Linked DNA regions of Homo sapiens: region 1 is linked to region 2. Evidence: chromatin contacts called from ENCODE Hi-C or POLR2A ChIA-PET data. All regions are on one chromosome and are shown on one strand. The core of a region is the stretch at or near the end of the contact, and the rest is flanking DNA. Distances in the headings are between cores, read along the strand shown.

Region 1 (5,032 bases), core at 2,533-5,032, 98 kb after region 2:
CTCTGTCACCCAGGCTGGAGTGCAGTGGCACAATCTTGGCTCGCTGCAAGCTCCGCCTCCCGGGTTCACGCCATTCTCCTGCCTCAGCCTCACGAGTAGCTGGGACTACAGTCGCCCGACACCACTCCCAGCTAATTTTTTGTATTTTTAGTAGAGACAGGGTTTCACCGTGTTAGCCAGGATGGTCTCGATCTCCTGACCTTGTGATCCGCCCGCCTCAGCCTCCCAAAGTGCTGGGATTACAGGCGTGAGCCACCGCGCCCGGCCATTATCTACTGCTTTGTAACAGACCACCCCAAACCTTGGTGGTTTAAACCATTAACTTGCTCATGGTCCTGTAATCTGGGTGGGGCTTCAACTGGGAAATTCTTTTGCTGGGCTTCTCTGGAGTCCCTTATGCAGATGTAATCATCTGGAGGCTTGACAGGAGCCAGCATATCCAAGCTGTTTTCACTCAATGTCCAGTGCCGTAGCTGGGATGGCTGGCACAGTGAGGGGTTGGCTGGGCATCTATCTTTCTCACAGGATATCCTGAGGGGTCTCGTATCTGCCAAGGTCTTTCTCTACACAACCTCACTCTTTCCAGTAGGGTAATTGGGACATCCTCACAGCATGATGACTAGATTCCAAGAGGACAAGCTTCCATATGCCAGCACTGATCAACTCTCTGTTTGTATCGTGTTTGTCAAGGTCCTATTGATCAAAGTAAGTGACATAGCCAATTCCAGAGTCAGTGTGGGAGGGACTTACAAAAAGGTGTTCACACTGGAAGTGTAGTTTCTTGGAGGACCATCAGTGTAACTCTATCACAGTGAGGAAGTGGCAGAGATAAGAATCAAAACCAGATCTGCCACATTCCCAGTCCAAAACTCTCTCATTCAGTTTTATGATGATGGAATAAATTGTATTGTTATTGCCTACAAGGATCTTTACCATGTGTGAATTCCTCTAATATGTCTGTCTTAGTTTGTTCTCACACTGCTATCAAGGACTGCCTGAGACTGGGTAATTTATAAAGGAAAGAGGTTTAATTGACTCACAGTTCTGCACAGCTGCAGAGGCCTCAGGAAACTTACAATCATGGTGGAGGGAGAAGCAAACACATCCTTCTTCACATGAGGGCGGGAAGGAGAAGTGCAAAGTGAAGCGGGGAAGCCCCTTATAAAACCATCAGCTCTCATGAGAAGTCACTATCACGAGAACAGCATGAGAGTAACCACCCCCATAATTTAATTACCTCCCACCCGGTCCCTCCCCACATGTCATATGTGGGGATTATGAGCAGTACAATTCAAGATGAGGTTTGGGAGGGGATAGAGCCAAGCCATATCAATGTTGGAGAGGGACAGAAGAAATGACATTGGAGCTGAACACTGGAGGAGGTATAGTGTTTCAGTGCCAGTCAAGGGGGAGATGTGGTGAGCAGATATTTCAGGGAGAGAGAATGGGACAAGCAAAGAGGAGGGAGGTAGGAAACTTCTGGCTTTGGGGAACAGTCAGTGATTCGGTGTAGAGGAGGAGGGCAGGGAGTGGGAGATGCGCCTGTTACCAGAGGGAGGGGCTGAGCACTGTGAACCACACACATGAAGGCCAGCAAGCACGGGAAAGCCACAGGAGGTTCTGAGGAAGAGAAGTGTGGTCAGACTTGCATGTTAGGACACTGCTCTGGCAGCATTCTGCAGGATGAACTAGATAGAGGGAGAGACGAGGTGAGAGTAAGCACGGCCAAAACTAGGGCAGTTACTAAGAAAAGGAAAAGGAGATTGCTTTTTTCTGTTTTTCTTTTTGAGACGGAGTCTCGCTCTGTTGCCGAGGCTGGAGTGCAGTGGTGCAATCTCGGCTCACTGCAACCTCCGATTCCCAGGTTCAAGGAGTTTGCTTTTTTGCCTCTGCAATTCCTGAACATCCTTCGAAGTCCAAGCCAAAGCCTTCCTGGATATACAGCCTCCAAGGATCTTTTCCATCCCTGAATTCCTTTAATAGGCATATAGGGATCTGCCCCTCAATCTAGCACACAGTCATCTATCACCTTATCTTTTGCTCCAATTATTTTATGTATTAGTGACTTTTGTCCCAAACTAAGATGTAAGTTCCCAGAGAGCTGTACAAACGAATATCCTGGCTGCCTAATAGAATAAGAAGATCATTATACTGGGGAACAAGAGTCCATGTTTTTAGTCCTAGCTTGTACACTAAGTAGCTGTGAGACAAAGACTTGGTGTCCCTGTAAAATGAGGACGTTAGAATAGATTGTGTTCAAGAATTCCTCTAGCAACAGATAGTAGGAAGAGAATGGAATGAGAGTCAAGCATTCACTCATTCATCCTGCAGGTAGTTTCTCAGCATCCACTGTGTGCCATGCACTCTGCTGGGTACTAGGGACACAAATGTGGTTTGATTTTTTTTCTTCTGTCACTATGTCCTTTGGGAAAATCATTTAAATTGCACTGGCCACAGGTTCTTTATTTGTAAAATGGGAATCATCATTTTTACCTCGTCGCAGTGGTACTGAGGATTGAGTTACAGTACGCAGCACAAGGGGCTCAGTAAACCCCACACCTCTCCCCTTTGATAGTATAGGCCATGAGTGGGAAAAAGTCATTCGCGGAACATCCTTTATATCAACTGCCTCAATACGACGTGGTTTTGCACCCTGACAGCACATCTGCCTCTTCATAGGACTCCTTCTGCTTGGTGTTCACATTGCCTCCTTGCTTTGCCTTGCCATAGTGCAAACTCCTAGGGGCCCCAGCCACACTGCCTTCCTTACTACTTATAGATCTGGAAGGGAGAAAACGTCTTTGCTTCAGCTGCTCACTGCTTAACGCTAAGGTATGTGCCAGATCTCAGGGCTGGGCAGAGACCCGGAAGGTGAGAAGACAAGGCTTCTGAGCCCAGCAGGGGCTCACAGGCTGCCTAGGGAGGCTGCCTCAAGAGACTACAATACACGAAGGAAATGCTGTAGGAACCCAGAAGGACGGTTGGTCCAGGGCTACGTGGGCAAGGCTTTGGTCTGAATTTTGGAGTTTAGGGCGGGGCTGGTCAGATATTAACTGGCATCCCGGCAGAGGAGCCAGTAGGATGAGGCCCCAGAATAGGCTGAAGCCAAGTTGTAGCAAACGCCAAGGTGTTCATCCTGTGATCAAAGAGGAGCTGCTTAAGGTCGGTGAGCTGAGCTGAGGGCATTAAGGTATGTGTTAAAAATGACAATTGGCAAGCATGGGCGGTGGGCCGGCCCACAAACGGAGAGGCCTCTTAGGCAGCGAGGAAGCCTGCCAGCCCCTGGGCTGCCGCTGCAGGTCAAATACGCCTAGCGCCCTCTTTCCTCCAGCTGCCTCCTTTCTGCCACTTTCTCTGGGGAGATCCCTTCACCCCTGGGTGTCCTTCCCGCTCCTTCCCTCCAGAAGTCTCCTCCGCACACGCAGGCCCAGGGCCCGGGCGGCTGGCATGCGAGATTCTGAGGCGCAGGCGCAGGCGCAAGGCGTTGCCGCAGCGCGGGGCGGGGGGAGAGGGGTTGGCGGGAGGAGAGCGCTTGTCCCAGGTCCCTACCAGGTGCCCGTAGACGTCGGCAGGCTGGAGGTAGAAGGTGGAGTTGAGCAGCTCTTCCAGCCTGCGCGGAACGTCGTTCTCCCGGTAGTACTCCATCGCCTGCTGCTTCAGCTTCTGCAGCTCCCTAGTGGTCCCACAGCTGCGGCCGCCGCCTTCTTCCTCCATGGTAGGAGATTTAAGGCTACAGCGGGGTTTAGCCTGGGGTCCCACGAGCGTCCCTGCTGTCGCTAGGCAACGCAACGTGATCCCGACCCCCAGATCTCGCGTGGCTTCCAGGCCTAGGTTCTTCCTGCGGTAAAAGTCGTTCCCTTTTATTGGAGCTAGGATGGTATTTGCGCTCGCTGCTCTGTCTTTTCTCCCTGCGGCATTAGGTCCGGGGGTTGGGCTCCTCCTAGACTCCCGAGACTAGGGCCCTCCCGGCTTCGTTTTTCACCACTTTTCCCTGGCGATTTTCCAGAGGGGGAAATCTTTAACGACCTCATCAAGCGCGTTTTGCCGGAGCGCGGCAGCCTTAGCTCCGAATTCCGGCTGGGGTCGCGCGCTCGGGTCCCAGTGGCCCAGCGTCTTGGGCCACCCCGCCCTCCCCACGCGCCCCCTTGCTCTCTGCTGTTAGTGAGCTCCTCCGGGTTGCTAAGGCCGCCCGTGCCAGGCAGGCCCACTCTGTTGGGGGAGGGATGTAGGGGCTCAGGGCATCCTTACTGAGCGGTGGCGATCTCAGGAATTCTTTCATTCGGCTCATGTTTATTAACTACCTGCTCTGAGCCGAGCCGTGTGCTGGCTGGGCCTGCTATGATGTCCAGGAGAGAAACGGCCACTTGCCCTTCTCTGGGATATTAGTGGGGGTGAAATCAATGGAATGAAAAAAACCAGTGTGGGTTGAAAATATCTGGGGTGAACCCTAAGGGATGGTTGTGGTTTGGGCAGACCTAAGGATGGGGGATGATTCAGGCAGGACTTGGGGAGGTAAAACGGAAATGGGGGAATGGCCTTGGCTCACGTTCCCTCTCCAGAATGCTGCCTATGTCCTTGCCCTTTTCAATCCGAAGTGCCTTCCTGGCTTCATTGTACCTGCCAGGTATCATGCGATTACAGAACTTAGTGTGCGTCCTCAGTTCTAGATACTTCCTCTGCTGCAGGAGTGGGCGGCGACGGACAGGGTGTTCTTGTTCCACTCACGCCTGTTTATGTTTCCTACCTAAGCAGATCAGTTACAAGATCTGTGCCACACTTTCCCCCCTCTGGAAAACATCATCTTACCTCCTCTGCCTGTTTCCCGAGTCACTTAGTACAAAATGAGGAAGTGAGTGAGAAAGCACTTTGAAACACAGTTATTTTCAATACATGCACGTATGGGTGCAGATGCATAAAAATGTGATGCTATAAGTACTGTTACACAAACCCAGACATGCACCTTCCAAACTTCCTCCGTGTTCTCTCTGCTCTCTTACGGAACGTCTCACTGTCTGTGTGTAATGGACCATCA
Region 2 (4,829 bases), core at 37-2,536:
ATATATAAATAAGTTCTGTACCAGGTATACATCCTAACTTAAATAGCTATCCTTGAAGCTTTAAAGAAGAGCTTTAATAAAAAGTCCTAACACATTGAAACCAATTTCTGCTTTAAATTGTAACTTCATGTTGAAAGTTGAACAGCAATTGAGTATCACACATTGCCATATGTCCTGTTTTACAATTTTTGGTGTTTTCTCCCCTCAAAATTTCACATTTTTAGGTAAATAAAGTTAAACAAGAAAAGACTGTTTTAAATTCAGAAGTTCTTGAACAGAGAAAAGTCTTAGAAAAATGCAATAGAGGTAAGTCTGTCCAGTCTTTTTTTCTCAAATACGTATGCGGTGTGTTCTGTTTGCATATATTGTGTGTCATTTTACACCTGTGCCTAAATATGACTGTAAATAAAATCTTCTCCTATATTGTGATTTTCTAGCATTGTGTCTCTCCCATTTCCATTGTTTTATTACCCAACTTAGAGTCTGGGGACATCTAAAAGTGATTTCACTTGAGGAACAAGGAACCCACTCATTTTGAAACTTCAAACCGAAATACTATTTCTGTCTTACATATATCCAGGGATCATGGCCTTTTTAGCTCTCCCCTCAGCATTTATATGTTTGGTAGGTTATTTAGTAAATCTCAATCCAGAAGAGGTTAGGCTGTCTACATAAAACATGTAACATTATGTGATGAAATTTTAAATTAAGAGGATGTGGAAAAAGGGATAAAGGAAAGTAAGAGTTAGATTGGTATACAAAGTGCATACTTGTTCTGAGGTCTTGCACATTTCCTGCCTGTGTGTTTGAAATCTGGTTCTGAGCTGTCTGACAGTCAGTGCAATAAGAGATTGATGATCATTTAAATGAATCACATGAAAATGAACCTAATGATCAGGAAAAGCAGACCTGCTCTCCTGGTGAGAGGGAAGTGTCTCCAGTGGCTATATCCAGAGAAAACTTTGTGTACTTTGGGCAACAGTGACTTTATCCATCTAGTTATAAAACACAGCATCAGCTCTCATCGGGGCTGTTTCATGTATCTCCCAGTTTAAGACAAGGAAGTGATGCCAAAGTGTAGTTCTGCAAAAATAATTCTGGAAGTGGTAAGAAGAACTTAATATACTTTCTGTTCTCTCTTTTTCCCTCAGTCACTCTCTTTCCTTGTTTAGAAGCTGCAACACTAACAGGAAACCTTTGCGACCCAGGGCCTTCCCTATTGTTATTGGTGGTAGCTGTCAATCTTTTTGTGATTCATCAACTGGGAATTTTTTTTGTAAATAAAGGACCTTGTAGTTAAATGTGGGCAATATGCTGGATTGTAACATTTCTCCAAGTCTTTCTGTATTTAAAGATAGAAATGGTGTAGAATTTTCAGTCTTGATTCACTGTGCTAGGAAAAGGGTTCTGCAAGGATTAATCATGTAGATCTTGCCTTCAGAGAGTCCCCTGTCTAGGAAGAGAGAAAAATTATATAAATAAATACCTGACTAGGACCAACCTGATTTCTTTCAGATTCCAAGTCAGAAGGGCCAGGACACGTGAAAATTCCCTTTTTATTATAGTGTTCTGGACATAGAAAAGAGAGTCAATTATCTTGCCTGGGCTTCAGATCGTCATAGTGTTCTTTGTTTTCTTCATGAAATTTCTTGTTTAAATAGGCTTGAAAATCATTTAGCTCTCAGGGACCTATAATTCACACCAAAAAATCACCACTCTTATTGCTTTACTTATTAGTCTTTCATCTGAAGAGGCTGTAGATTGAGTACAGAGTTTGAAATTCTATGTCATTACGCAGCAAACCAGTCCTTAAGTCAGTTAGGATTGAAGTGCCCTGGTGGAGCAGTGTGTGAAGGCAGCTGTTAAGAGAGCCTTTTGAAAGATTTTGTTGGTATGACTCAGCTCAGGGTGGAGGTGACTCACCAGAAGTGGATGGACAGTGTGCTGTCTGCCCAGCTTGTGCCTAATATCTAATGGTATCGTCACTCCCTCTGTCCTGTCATTATCACTATTTAACAAAATAGGCCACTGAATGTTGAAAATAGCAAAGAATTTATATTACTTTTATTTGACAGGACCTTTTGAAGCTTTCGGTCTTGCAGTAACTCCTTGGTACAAAGCTCTGATTCTTTGGTTCTGAATGCATCTAAGGCTGTTTCTCTCCTTTGTAAATATGGAGAACACTTAAAAATAACTTATATGTCCAGGCGCGGTGGCTCACACCTGTAATCCCAGCACTTTGGGAGGCTGAGGTGGGCGGATTACTTGAGATCAGGAGTTTGAGACCAGCCTGGCCAACATGGTAAAACCTCGTCTCTACTGAAATACAAAAATTAGCCAGATATGGTGGCACGCACCTGCCTGTAATCCCAGCTACTCAGGAGGCTGAGGCAGGAGAATCACTTGAACCTAGGAGGCGGAGGTTGCAGTGAACCAAGATTGCACCACTGCCTTCCAGCCTGGGCGACAGACATAGTGAGACTCCATCTCTCAAAAAATAAATAAATAAATAAATAAAACATATATATATATTATATATATAAATCATTTTATATATTTATATATAAATCATTTTATATATTTATATATAAATCATTTTATATATTTATATATAAATCATTTTATATATTTATATATAAATCATTTTATATATTTATATATAAATCATTTTATATATTTATATATAAATCATTTTATATATTTATATATAAATCATTTTATATATTTATATATAAAATATTTACATTTTATACATATGTATATACATATACATAATTTATACATTTATTTACATTTAATATTATATATAATACATATATTTTTATACATAAAAATGTATATATTCAGGTAGTATACTTTTTTTGGTGGAAAATTTAGATTCATGTAAGGAAAGAAAAAAATCTCAACCTTTACAATCCAGAGATAAGCACTAGTACCATTTTAGTGTATATTCTTCCAATCTTAAAAAAAACTCTCTCTACATATATACATATTAAATGTTTTGTTAAATATGTTTATATATATATTTATATATATATGGAAGACAGAGGAAATACCAGTAAAAGGAATCTCTTTATACTTGCTGGTACCTTACAAACCCATGAACATCCCTCTCTACTCTTACCCCTCCCTTGAATTTTTATTATTTCCTTTCTTTTATTTGTAGTTTTGCCAAATATGTCTATATCTCTAAACAGCATTGTTTAATTTTGCATATTTTTGAACTCTATGTAAATGGAATCATTTTTCCTGTAACCTTCTGCAACTTTTTGTGTTTGTGAGATTCATGCATGTGGACAGGCATAGCTGTGGTATGTTTGTTTTCACTGCTATATACTATTCCATTAGATGACTACACTAAAATTATTTTAAGTAGTATCCTATTGGTAGACTTTGGGCTGTTTCCATATTTCTGCTATTCTGAGTCATGCTGTTATAAAAAATGTTAGACATGTCATCTGGTGCACATGTCCAAGAGTTGCTTTAAGACACATGCCAAATGTCAAATTTTATCTTCAGTTTTTTTTCACTGCATACCAAATTTAATAAAACCATGCTTTAAAATTTTTACCAGTTGCCTCTTGGATGGGTGTAAGAAGTGTTTTTACTCTGCATTTCCTTGATTCCTAATGAAGATGAGCATCTTTCCACATGTTTATTGGCCTTTTGTATATTTTCTATTCTGTGAAATGGCTGTTGATGTGCTTTATCTGTGGCTTTTAAAGAACAAAAATGAATTCACTTTGCACTAATTTTTGCAATCTATTTTTAAAAATACATCACAGATGTCTTTCCATTTACTAAGTATGCTTCTACAATATAATTTTGATGGCAGAATAATATTTCTTGTACTACAATTTACTCATTCTTCTGTGTTAGAGTATTATGTCATTTCACTTTTATCAGCAATGAGGTAGAGAGCATCCTTGCAACCAAATGTCTGTATATGCTCATGTGTTACAATCTTAGCATATGCATTCCTGGAAGTGGGATTATTCAAAGTGTATGAATAGTTTTAGATTTTTGATTCACGTTGCCAAGTTGCTCTCCAAAAAGGTTTTATCAGTTTGTATGCCAACCAGGAATGCATGAGGGTACCTGTATGCTGGTATGAAAAATCTTTTCAACACTGTTTTTCATCCATATTCCTGATTATTTGTGTGACTTATTGTCTGGGTTTTTTTTTTCCTTTATCTTCTTAAGTGTCCATGTTAGCTGTAGAAGAGTATGAGGAGATGCAAGTAAACCTGGAGCTGGAGAAGGACCTTCGAAAGAAAGCAGAGTCATTTGCACAAGAGGTGGGTATCTTGTAAAAATCTTATTTTTTTTCTTGAGACAGAGTCTCGCTCTGTCACCAGGCTGGAGTGCAGTGGCGCAATCTCGGCTCACTGCAACCTCCGACTCCCTGATTCAAGCGATTCTCATGCCTCAGCCCCCCGAGTAGCTGGGATTACAGGCACACGCCACCGTGCCCAGCTAATTTTTGTATTTTTATTAGAGATGGGGTTTCACCATGTTGACCAGGATGGTCTTGATCTCCTTATCTCGTGATCTGCTCGCCTTGGCCTCCCAAAGTGCTCCCAAAGTGAGCCACCGTGCCCAGCCGTAAAAACCTTTTGAATTTTTGTTTTGTAAGGGACCTTGCAGACGACATATCAGACAAATTCTTGAGGTTGAATAAGAACTTACCAGTTTGAATTAAGGATCTGCTGGTTTAGGGAGGCAGATATAGAATAGTATCAAGTTCATTGTCAAAAGATCTGGGCTCAAATTTTGGCCATGTCAGTTACTAGTTGTAGTAGTGTATGACCTCTGAGCAATTCTTCAGC

What was found. Hi-C counts contacts between places; a loop is a spot of excess contacts on that map. ChIA-PET counts read pairs that join two places held with the same protein, here RNA polymerase II (POLR2A). Pooled maps may share reads with other maps.
Region 1: a map of endothelial cell of umbilical vein shows a loop between it and region 2 (3-fold over the local background). The contact joins the promoter of ENO4 here to the enhancer-like site in region 2. A Hi-C loop is called at or near these places in 1 of 168 maps with a recorded cell type or tissue (endothelial cell of umbilical vein), 2 of 37 single-sample maps with no recorded cell type and 4 of 50 pooled maps. POLR2A ChIA-PET finds 5 or more read pairs at or near these places in 3 of 52 experiments (MCF 10A, OCI-LY7 and activated CD8-positive, alpha-beta memory T cell).

What each region holds. Positions count from the first base shown.
Region 1 is chr10:116,848,249-116,853,280 of GRCh38, reverse strand. ENO4 (enolase 4) reads right to left here and starts at 3,782. Exons shown (of 14, transcript NM_001242699.2): 1 at 3,550-3,782. The coding sequence starts at 3,714. It also overlaps a transcript of HSPA12A not described here. RefSeq lists an enhancer at 4,966-5,032.
Region 2 is chr10:116,944,393-116,949,221 of GRCh38, reverse strand. It overlaps SHTN1 (shootin 1), which reads left to right. Exons shown (of 17, transcript NM_001127211.3): 7 at 225-306; 8 at 4,204-4,298. Among named protein-coding and RNA genes, the nearest start is that of SHTN1, 58 kb to the left of the region's middle. Within about 2 kb of position 1,286, at least 6 of the 41 ENCODE cell types and tissues checked have a DNase peak (open chromatin) inside an H3K27ac peak, as active enhancers do; they include endothelial cell of umbilical vein, where a contact is called at or near this core.